2 separate regions of the Homo sapiens genome follow, and region 1 is linked to region 2. A link is a loop called in an ENCODE intact Hi-C map of the cell type or tissue named here. Cell type or tissue: CD4-positive, alpha-beta T cell. All regions are shown on one strand. Links, peaks and the distances in the headings refer to the core of each region. The heading gives the core; the rest is flanking DNA.

What was found. A loop is a pair of places that touch in the nucleus more often than their neighbours do. Peaks named below come from ENCODE experiments on the same cell type or tissue, not always from the same donor. Only the 100,000 strongest peaks of a DNase experiment are listed, where the experiment ranks them.
Region 1: it touches region 2 in a loop (8-fold over the local background); 12 of 110 quality-filtered maps call a loop at or near these places.

What each region holds. Positions count from the first base shown.
Region 1 is chr10:132,300,659-132,306,089 of GRCh38, reverse strand. All of the region lies in intron 1 of STK32C (serine/threonine kinase 32C), which reads left to right. Among named protein-coding and RNA genes, the nearest start is that of STK32C, 4.6 kb to the left of the region's middle. In CD4-positive, alpha-beta T cell, for the core only: no CTCF peak of the experiment used is centred there; no DNase peak of the experiment used is centred there.
Region 2 is chr10:132,229,829-132,235,259 of GRCh38, reverse strand. All of the region lies in intron 2 of STK32C (serine/threonine kinase 32C), which reads left to right. Among named protein-coding and RNA genes, the nearest start is that of DPYSL4, 46 kb to the right of the region's middle. RefSeq lists an enhancer at 4,928-5,007. In CD4-positive, alpha-beta T cell, for the core only: no CTCF peak of the experiment used is centred there; DNase peaks (open chromatin) are centred at 2,449, 2,719 and 4,859; H3K4me3 peaks cover 988 bases; H3K27me3 peaks cover 190 bases.

The DNA of each region.
Region 1 (5,431 bases), core at 316-5,315, 71 kb before region 2:
TGTTATGTCACAGAATTCAAGGATCACTAGAAAGGCAAAAAGAGCAAGCACAGAGTCTGTCTGTGGGGCTCACGGTCTGACTTGGGAATTCTTTCACATCCCCAGCATCACCGTATTTGCCTGTAGTAGGACGGCAGAGATTCGGCTGACGGTGTCCCACGGATGCTGCTGGCTCCGTATGGCTTGGTATGCAGCCACATCCCCAAACTGAGCACCCGCCGGGACTCAGCTGGGCTTTGTGTGGTGAAATCAGGAGGGCAAGACTAGGCCCTGGCCCGAATAGCAGAGGACATCTCTGGGCGGTGACCGCTTCCCTCCGCTTCTTCCTGTCACTGGCAGGGCACAGACAACTTGGGAGTCATAGCACAGGGTTTGCAGAAGAATGTTCTGCACCTCTGAGTGTGGATGCCGGGGACTCGTGTTGGTGGAAGGGATTCAGTTTGGAAGGAGAAAGGAGAGTCTTTTAGGAAGGGACTGTTGCCCCTGAGTCCCACCCCTTTCAGGTTGGTGCAGTCATTTGCCTGGTACTTTCGTGGCCCCGTGGCAGCACTGGCTTAAGGAGGCCCTGGTGCTGTGTTGGTGTCTCGAGTTTACTGAATCTGCACGGTTGCTATGGCAATGCTAGACCTTCCGATGAATTTTTTAGATTAAAACACCTAATTAATATATCAAATTTAGTATGCAGAGAAAAGGAAAAAAGAAATTAAGAGTGCTGTTTAACAAAGTGCCAGGTAAATTTCAACTGATAGGCATAGTTGCGACATATAAGACTAAATGTCCTCTGTTCCTTTTAATCCTTGTGGACTCCAGAACCATTTTCCTAATTTGGCAGATATTTGGTGCATGTACAGAATTCTCTGCACGTCTTTGTCATGCCAGAACTGAGGGTCTCCAGTTTTCCTTCCCCTCAGCCCCTCACATGCTCCCATTCTATCCCTTCTCTGACTTCGGTGAAAAATTCATTTTTGGGGTTGAACTTGGTTAGGGGGTCTTTCTGCTGCTGCTCTGCACCAGAGCTGCATGGCGTTGGGCGAGCCCCTTCATTCCTCTCTGTCTTGGTGTCCTGGTGATACCAAGTGAACCTGAGAGGAGGCTCCGGTACCTTCCCGCTAAGCAGCTCTGCAACCTGGGGGGCGCTCGCCCGTCTCGGGGTCACAGCATTGAGTCTCCAGCCTGACGTGGCATTAGCCCGCCAGCAGGAAGTAGCTCCTCCCTGAGGGGCTTTGCCTTCATCTGGGGAAGGCTGGAGTGGACAGGCCCTTGCAGGCTGTGGACGGCCCGCCCTGGGCGCCGGGCCGGGCAGGCAGTGAGGCAGGACCAGGGGCCACCAGACTCCTCAAGTCATCTCTTAAAATTAGAAACACCTTTGTTTTTTCCTAATTATGAAAGCATTAAAATGTATGCATTTAAAAACATTCTATACTTTATGCCACGGTATCTGTAACTTCAGCATTGGGATCACGGTGTCACCTCCCAGCCTTTTTCTGGAAATACAGTCCCAGGTACAGCCGTGGAGAAACACTCTCTCTTTGTTAGCAGAAGTGGGATCCTGCTCTGCATGCCAATTTGCCGTAAGGTGCTTGTTGATTCAGCGATATGTTGCCAGCCTCTTCCAGACCTGAGGCATCATTTGTTGGCTGAATTTACAACAGTTCTCAGCCCCAGGCTGTGGACCCGAGTCATTCACTGGGCACTCTTAAAAAATGCAGATGCTCAAGCCCCACACCCGTGAACTGTGGGTGAACTGGGGGGGTTTGGTGGGTTGGGGGTGGGGCTCAGGGGCTCAGGCTTTTTTTTTAAGCCCCTCTTGAGTTTTACCAGCAGTCGAGGCTGAGATTCCCGACTCTGCAGTGCTCCCCTGAGCAGCTGTGACTTTCTCTGCTTACTTAGTTTCCTGTCACAGGACTGTGAGGTGTTTCTGTTTTATAAATATCATAAACGACGTATTGATGAACATCGTTGCAGATCTTTGTGCACTTGGCATTGTTTCCCTAGGATACATTTTTAGGAACGACATTGCTCAGGCAAAGGGGTCCGTGTGAAATACCTTAACACGTGTGGCCGCTCAATTGGTCCCTCTCTGAGCATTGTTTATGGGCCATGCTGTCGTGGGGTAACCGGGCAGAGGGGAAGCAGAGAGACTGACAAGACAGGGAGGCAGGAGCGAGTGCAGTGGGTGGCGGGAGGCACCTGCAGGGGAGAGAACCAGACCACCTGCTGCCAGCGGAGCTGGCGGGAAGGGAAAACCCATTTTCACTTGCTCCAGGAGCGGGAGGGTTTGATCGCCTTTTCCCCTGAATCCTCTCCAGCTTTGGGTATCAGCAATGTTTCTATTCTTTGCCAGTCTAAGAGATTAAAAGATGGCACTCATGCTTTGAGTTTCTTTGATTATCAATGAGGTTCATCATCTTTTTACCTTAAATGTTTAGAGCATTCAGCTCTAAACACATTTCACGTGTTTCCACACTTTTTGAATTGCCTGCCCGCGCTTGTTAGCGGCATGTGTCCTGTGGGATGGCAGCCGCAGGTTCCTCTCGCCCTTCCTGGTACACAGGCTGAGCCTTCAGCAGCTTCCCTCCCACGTTCCTCATTTATCTTTTAATGTTGCTACTTAGCTTTTTTCTCTATGGATGTGTTTAATTTGTGTGTGGTCAGATTCATCATCTGCCTTTGTGGCTGCGTCCGGCCTTGCCTTTATGTGACAGCAGTCCTTCCCAGCACAGTTAATAATAATTTAATTCATAAACCTGCATCTGTACTTTCTTCTAGCGCTTCTGTGGTTTCACTTTTTGCGTTGGAAATTGCAGCCCGTAGGGAGTATCGCTTGACGGAGAGTGAGAAAGCTCTCTCCTTCTCGCATTAGTTCTCCTCTTTCCCAGGATGAGTGCAGTTAGGATGTTTCCCCCTGTAGGGATCTGAGGCCTCCCACGCAGCCCCTCACCGCAGAGCCCCAGGCAGGCTGCGCCCTTGCTGCTCCCGGCCTGTGGGACTGGAGTGGGACCGTTTCCACGCTGGCTGCTGCTGATGTGAAGGAACGCTCCACTTTTACAAGGTTCACCTTGTGTGTGGCTGAGACTTCGCTGCCTCTTGCACATGACTGCACTTGGCTAAATTCTCGTTAGTCTATAGCTTTGAAGTTCATTTTGTTGGCTTTCTGGGTGGTCTGTCACGTTGCCTTGGAGTGACTCTAGTGGCCCCGTGATGGTTTTGCCTCGTTCTTTCCTTATGGTGTTGCCGGAGCTCATGGAGCAGAGAAGAGAGAAGGTCCTGAGCCCAGGGGCTGCCGAGGGCTGGGGACAGCTCCTCCCGCACGGTTGGTATGGACGGGTTGTCCTTCCAGAGCGTCAGCTTAGCCCTAGTGTGGGAAAACTTTCCAGTCAGGTGTGGACTCGCATTTTGGAGGGTGCTCTTTCCTTGCCTCCTGACCCTGTGAGGCAAGGGGTGGGGGCTCTCTGTGTGGCCCAGACACCCATCCCCCACAGTGCAGGCGCTTGGTGGTCAGAAGCCTGGTGGCTGCAGAGGCCCCTGGTCTGGGGTGTGGACTGGGGAGGAGGCCTATGGTCCTGGCCTCCTGCCGGGCACCCCGTCACATGTTTGCTCCTGGCTTCCCCGGTTCTGGGCCCAGCACCGGGTGTCCTGGGGGCCCTTGGGGCAGCTGTGCAGCTTGATGCCTCTTCTCCTTCCCAGCTGTGAGGCTGCTCTAGAATGGACTCGGGACCTACTGTCATACTTTTTATGTAACAAATGTCAGCTCTGCGTGTCTATCCATCTGGTTGTGCATTTTACAAGGCTAAAAATAAGCCGGCTTTTCTTTTAGAACTTGAACCACCCAGCTTTCCAGTGGAGAAGTAATGCGAGGATGCCTTGGAGGTGATTTTGTTGAGGGATTGATTCTCTGCGGGTGAAGCCCAGAGACACTCCAAGGTGATCTGAGGGAGGCAAAGTCACAGACAAGTGTTTCTTCCACACGGAGCCGGGACCACTCAGAGCAGCTTTCCTGCCTGTCCCGGACCCCCAGTCACCCAGGACTTGTGAAAATGCGGCTGACCCAGCCGGCCTGGGGTGGGGCCAGGAGCCCACATTTCCAGCCGGCCCCAGGCGGTGCCAGCGCTGCTGGCCCGCGGACATACTTTGAGTGTGAGAGTTTAGTGAGTATATAGCCGGTGCATCATGGTGAGTGAGGGCAGGAAACCCACGGGGTGCTGGTCCCTTGGCCCGGGCTCCCGATGGGCCTGGAGGGGGATCTCTAACCCTCTGTACCACGGGGTTGCCAGTCATCAGAGGGCGCCTCGCGGTGTGGACTTTTAATTTGCTTTTCCTCCTTCTGTTCCTCTCAGTCCTCTTGAAGGCCCAGCCTTCTCCACACGTGGCCGACGTGCAGCTCCTGGTTCACATCTTGCATTTTCACCCGGCCCAGTAGCCCGCACTGTTTCCTTTACACTGGGATGCGGCATCTGTCTTCTGACCCGGATCTGAGGCAGGGTAGTCTGGTGTGTCCACTGGCGGGTTCCTGGGGAGTGTGGCCCCGTGCTTTTGGGCGGAGCATCCTGTGTCCCCGAGCCCACTGCGGGGCCTTGTCTTCCCCGGGGACCCCCACACCTAACGGGCGCTCCCAGCTGTGTCAGGCAGGACCCTCCTAGGGAGGAACCCGGGTTCCAGGCCAGGCCCTGCAGGACCACTCAGAGCAGCTTCCCAGACTTCCTCTTGAGCCCCTCGGCTCTTACATCAAGTAAGGGCCTGTGCCCTGTGGCCCTGACCCTGTCTCTTCCTGGTTGGGAAGCTCGGAGCTGCATCTGGGTTCACATTAGTGGAGGACCAGGCCTTCTACTTGGTGTCGGGAAGCTCGGAGCTGAATCTGGGTTCACGTTAGTGGGGGACCAGGCCTTCTACTTGGTGTTGGGAAGCTCAGAGCTGATTCTGGGCTCATATTAATGGAGGACCAGGCCTTCTACTGGGCGTTAGGAAGCTTGGAGTTGAATCGGACCTCGTGTTAGTGGACGACCAGGCCTTCTACTTGGTGTTGGGAAGCTCAGAGCTGAATCTGGGCTCACGTTAGTGGACGACCAGGCCTTCTACTTGGTGTCATTTCCCTTCCCAGCCAGATTTTCCTCCTCACCTAAAAAGCTCCGTTGAGCTGTGTGTTTCTCTGAACCTCCCTCTCTGCTGTCTGTGTATAACTGGAGATAAAAATAAAGCTCTGTGAACCACCATTTCTCCTGCTGCTGCTGACTAATACTTGGGCACGTGGCGAGACCTTGGTCTTCTCAGCCACCCTCCTGAGTGGGATGCCGCCTTGTTCGGCTCTGGCTGTCAATGGGGGCGAGTGGCCACCCGGGGTGGTATCTCTGTGCCTGGAGCGCTTCCTTACAGGTCTCCTGCCTGCCCTGGGCGTGGGCAGAGACGCAGGCCCCTCCCCTCTCCCAGTATACAG
Region 2 (5,431 bases), core at 273-5,272:
TCTCAAAGTATTGAGATTACAGGTGTGAGCCACAGCGCCTGGCCTGATTTCTTTTAACATATCTGTTTAATCTGCTTCTGCCATCAAGGGTGGCACACCACTCATACAGCTCACACCACTCACACCACTCACACGGTTCATACCAGTCACACAGCTCACACCACTCACACAGTTCATACCAGTCACACAGCTCACACCACTCAGACAGTTCATACCACTCACAGTTCACACTGCTCACACCGCTCACACCAGTCACAGCTTCACCTTGCTTTCTTCCCCAACCGTGTGTCTGGTGCCCCCTGTACAATGTGTATCCCTGCCCTAGGTCCCTTCACAGCCACATCACTTGCCCTGGTGGGCGTGCCACACAAGCTTCCCACCTGCCCCGGTGGGCATACTGCACAAGTGTCCAATGGCTGCTGTAACAAATTAGCCCATGTGCAAGGCTTTGAACAACACAGACTTCCTGTCTTTACCTGACCTCCAACCCCCAAGGCCCCCCCAGCAGCTCATGAGAGCCACAGGCTCGAGGCAGCCAGAGATGCAAGAAGAGGTGGTCCCTGACTGACAGGAACGGATGGCAGCCACACCTGCCCCGGCATCCCACCACTCCCCAAGCAGGAGGGGGAGAGCCCTGGCATGAAGGGGCCGGAAGCTCAGAAGGGGCCATACAGAGCACAGGATGCAGGGTGTGGAGGGTGAAACCCTTTGGGCTCAGAGCTGTGTGGAAACAGGTGAGAGAAAGCTCTCTGAGTGAAGGAGCACCCAGAGTCCCCCCAAGAATTCATAGAGACCTCACCTAGCAGCAGGGCAAGGCAGAAAAAGCGAAGTGGGCAAACCTGCTGGAGGAACCCCCGCTGTTTCAGAGGGGACCGTGGCAAGGCATGGGAATGTGGCAGAAGAGGAAGGGACGTGGAGGTGCCTCCCAGAACTCGGGGATGCATCGGGAAGTGTCAGGAGGACACAAGGGAGAAACAGCGGCAGAGCTCCCTTGGAAGCGGCTGTCAAGCTCGGGCAGCATGGAGGGTGGCCCTCAAGATGGATCACGGATTATGCACATCCTGCACACAGGTCCTCGATCCCAGGGCGAGGAGAGCTGGGAGTAGCCAGGCAAGGTGTTAAGAGCCTTGGTTATCCCCAAGTGGGAGAGTCCACGAGGCCACAGGTTCTCAGCCACTCAGGAGCAGCATCTCCAAGCTCTGTTTGAAGATAGCCAAGAATCCCAGACCTCATCGGAACGATCGCTTGCATGCAAGCACCAGAAAACAGTATGTCCATAGTAGTTCCACAGTGGCGAGGACTCAGACGGCGCCCCAGCCCATCTGCTCTTCCAAGCCCAGTAAGGCTCCAGCCAGCATGAAGCAGCTGAGGGGAGGCAGCTGTTGCCGAAGGGGCCATCCTGCAGTCGCAGCAACTGTGTGCCTTAGCCCCACGGCAATGTTCTGACTAAACAAGGGCTTTAGGCGGGAGCGCGTGTGGGCCTGGGAGGTAGCTCCGTCCCCTGGGAAGCCGGTGGGCTGAGTGCCCCTGCCTGGCCACCAACACCTGACAGCCATAGGGCATGGGGGGTTCCCAGCCTCTTGGGACAAAGACCCCCCTCTGCCATCTGCAGTGGATGGAACAAGAGCCTCAGTGCCAGGTGGTGCCATCGCAGCATGGCCACTACAGCCGCCACCCAGGCCCCTTGGTGAGCTTGCCAGGGTCCACCTCTTCTTGAGAGGTTTGTGGCCTCGTGAGGCGTCTTAACTTCACCAGCCATGGCCTAGGAAGCAGCCACTAGGCATCGGGGGAAAACTGAAACCCCAAAACGGATTCCCACTCACCGCGTTAGAATCCTGAGCTCATCCAGGGAGAGGGACCTGGGACAAGTGGCCTATGGGACACAGCTTCTCAGGGACGTCAAGAGAACAGCTTCAGGGGGGTCTCAGGAGGGGCAGGAGGAGAGTGAGAGATGGAACTGCCTCTGGAGTGCACGGGAGCCCGGTTCTGCCTGGGGGACCCCTCTGCCTCCAGTGCCCTCCCCAGAGGCCCCATACTGGGCTGCACCTTCTTCAGCCGCTGCAGACACCTTCTCCAGCCCCGTCCTGGGCACTGACCCTCCCGTTTTTGTGGTACCCAGCACTGAACCCTGGGAGGGAGCCTGCCTTGCCCTGTCCCGCCCTGCTGTCCCCACGTCCCCAGGCTCTACTTCTCCTTGGGACACCAGAAGCTCCCCCAGGAAGGATTAGGAGGTGGTTTCATTATACCGTTTAGAGGCCTTAGGTACTTGTGGTCAGGCATTTGCTTCTGGGGAACAAAAATTACTTGGAAAGAGAAAGAGCTTGGGTGAATCACTTAAATCTGCCAAATGCATAAACAGCATTTGGTTGAATTGGCAGTCACATGGCTGCAGGCACCAGCCTGTTCCGGGTGGCGCTGTGGCCTCCCCGTCAGTGGCGTTTCATAGGAAAAGCCCAGGGCTCCGGGTGGCGCTGTGGCCTCCCCGTCAGTGGCGTTTCATAGGAAAAGCCCAGGGCTCCGGGTGGCGTTGTGGCCTCCCCATCAGTGGCGTTTCATAGGAAAAGCCCAGGGCTCCGGAGCCCGGGGTTGGCTTGTTCCTCTTTGTGGTGAGACCTCAAACTCCATTTTCTCTTTGGGCTTAAGTTGGTGATTGGAGGAAGCGGCTGGGAAAGCAGGGACCAGTTTCCTGGAGGAAGCGTTTGAGTCGGACCTGCCTGCCCTCAGCCCCCCAGGCCTGGTCATAAAAGGCCGCCGGTTTCCAGTCTTTTTTGTAAACACTGCTCTGCGTGATCTCGGGTGCTGAGGTCCCTCCAGACAGAGACTGCACCAAACCCAGGGCTTTACGCCACCGCTCGTTGGAGCCTCCTGCATCAGGGGCCCGAGGGAGCCTGCCGGACCCGCCCTCTTCTCTGTTGTCTTCACCTAAGAGCACTTTGATGTGATTGACTTAATCAAATCCATTTCAACGGAAAACCCCACACCACCCCAAACCACCTTCAACGTGCCTGACAGTCCAGGCCTCAGAGGGCGGGTCCTAGTGATAAGGGGCAGGACAGGCTCCCCACCTGCTGGCCTGGGTCAGAAAATGGTGAAGGAGATTAGGGGAAGTGGGCTGCTGGGTTGGCAGGTGCTCCGGTGAGGGCGCAGCGTGAGCGCAGGTGAGGCTGCTGCCTGCAGGCGTGGCCGCAGGTGCTCAGAGTCTGCAGGGTGTTATCAGGGATGCAGAGACACAGGAGGCGTGGAGAAAGCGAGTTTCCCGCCACAACCAAGTTCCGTAGCTCAGTGTCTGCAAACAACAGAAGTTTCTCTTGTAGTCCTGGAGATGGGAAGCCTGAGACCTGGCAGGGTGGGCCCTCTGGGCGGCTCCGTGGGAGGACCCGCTGTGCCTTCTCCCGGCGTCTGGTGGCTGCTGGCCACTCGTGGTGTCCTCAGCTTGCCGCCATGTCACTCCATTCCCAGGCTGGCATCTTCACATCACTGCCTCTGCTCCACCTTCACACTCCCTCGCCCCCATGCCTGCGTCATCTTCTCTTTTCTGTCTTTTATCAGGGTGTCTATCATTGGCTTTAGGGCCCATCCCAATTCAGGACCTCCAGATCCTCAACTTAATTACATCTTCAGAGACCTTTATTCCGAATAAGGCCACATTCCGAGGCTCCTGGTGGCTGTGTCTTTTGGGGACGCACTCGGGCCTGCTGTGAGGGATCGAGGCGTTTCCACCAGGGTCTCCAGGGAGGCACCATGGCCACTCACCCTGCACTGCCAGTACCTTGCATGGGGCTGGCATATAGGAAGACTTGCAAGCTTTTCTTGAACTGCAGTTGAGCTGAGAATGTTCCAGGACACAGAGCCCAAAGACTCGGGAGACCTGAGTGTAACCCTGCCTCCCCTTGCTCCTCAGGGCAGCTCCTCCCACAGGGCCAGGCCAGGGGCTTGGACTGTGGCTGATGGCTCCACCATCCAGGCAGTTTGTTTCCCAGGTGGGGTAACAGGCTGGAGGCAAGTGGATCTGCTGCTTTGTTCTGGTGGACAGCAGAGCCGTGGGTGTGCGAGGCCAGGCCCTGTCTCGAGGTGGCTCTTCTGTCCCTGCTCCCTGGCTGTGGGTGATGGGATGCGTGTGACGGGGAGAGCAGGCTTGGGTCACAGGGCCAAGGGGCTGGTCCCAGATGGAGCCCAGGCCACATGCTTGGGAAAGCGGGTGGTCCTGGGTGAGCCTGTCTGGCAGGAGGGTGAGGTCCTGTCTGGAGTAGACACCCGGTCTGTGTCCGCCGCACATGTGACAGGGCCCAGAGGGCACGGGAAGCCCAGGTGCCCTGTCCCCTGGTGAGTGGGCTGTGGGGGTTGAGCACCCCAAGGGAAGGCGTGTTCTTCCAGAGATTCCCCCGTAAGAGCTGAGCTGCATCGTGAGCAGGAGGGGCAGAGGGAGCCTGGAGAGGGTTGGGTCGCCTGGGCAGGCAGCTTTCTGGGGTGGTGCACAAGCGACAGAAAGCCTGAGGCTTGGGACCGGCTGAAGACGGCCTTGGGCTGCGGGTGCTGGCGCCGCTCCAGGCAGAGGTGGGCTCTGCAGCCCCCCCCCCCCCGCCAGCTTCCCCCCCAGCAGCAAGAGCCCTGGCCCCAGCCAGTGGCCCCAAGCCAGGCTCCTGAGGGGCAGAGGGTGAGGGCCGGATTTTCCACCATATTTGTCTCACAGCCTGTCTGGTCCCAGCCCCAGGGCAACAAACAGCCTTTCTGGAGCAGTTTCCAGACCTGCAGTGGCCGCCTTGAGCCTGCAGTGACCGTCTGCAGGAGGCCGCGGGTGCTGGGGCTGGCGCAGGAAAGCACCGTTGCTTCTGCGCCTGTGCAGAGTGAGGCTGGGGCTTCCATCCCGGGCACGGGACTCCTCGGCCTCCTGCGGCCGTGTGCATGGGAGGAAGGCCGTGCTGCCGAGCCACGCGACTCTGCCCCGTTGGCAGTGGGAAGCGGCAGGAGGGGGTCCTGCCAGGGGCAGCCAGGGGCTGCTGCAGCTTACGCTCACTGTCATTCTGAAACCCTCAACTGGCTTTCAAAATAACAATTTAAAAAATGGTCATAGGAAATGCAGGAAGTTCAGGAGAAATCCCGCCCCGCCCCGCCCTCCCAAGGCGGCCTCGTTCAAGCTTAGTCTCCGTCTGTTCTCGGGCTGCCTGCAGCTGCCCCCGCTCCTCAGCAGGTGTGGCCGCGTGTTCAGGAGCCCCCATCAGCACACGCGCCTCTGGGCAGCCCCCAACACAAGGCTCTTCCTGTCCCTTCAGGCTCAGCTTTCCCCTCCCACCGGGCAGGGAGGTGCTGAGGCCACGCCTGTTGTCAGCTTCCTGGAGAGGCCATACTTAGAGCCCATGGTGCCAGGCCAAGCCACTGTCTCCCGCACCACAGTGCTGCAGCCGGATCCACCCAGGCCACCGCTTGGCACCAT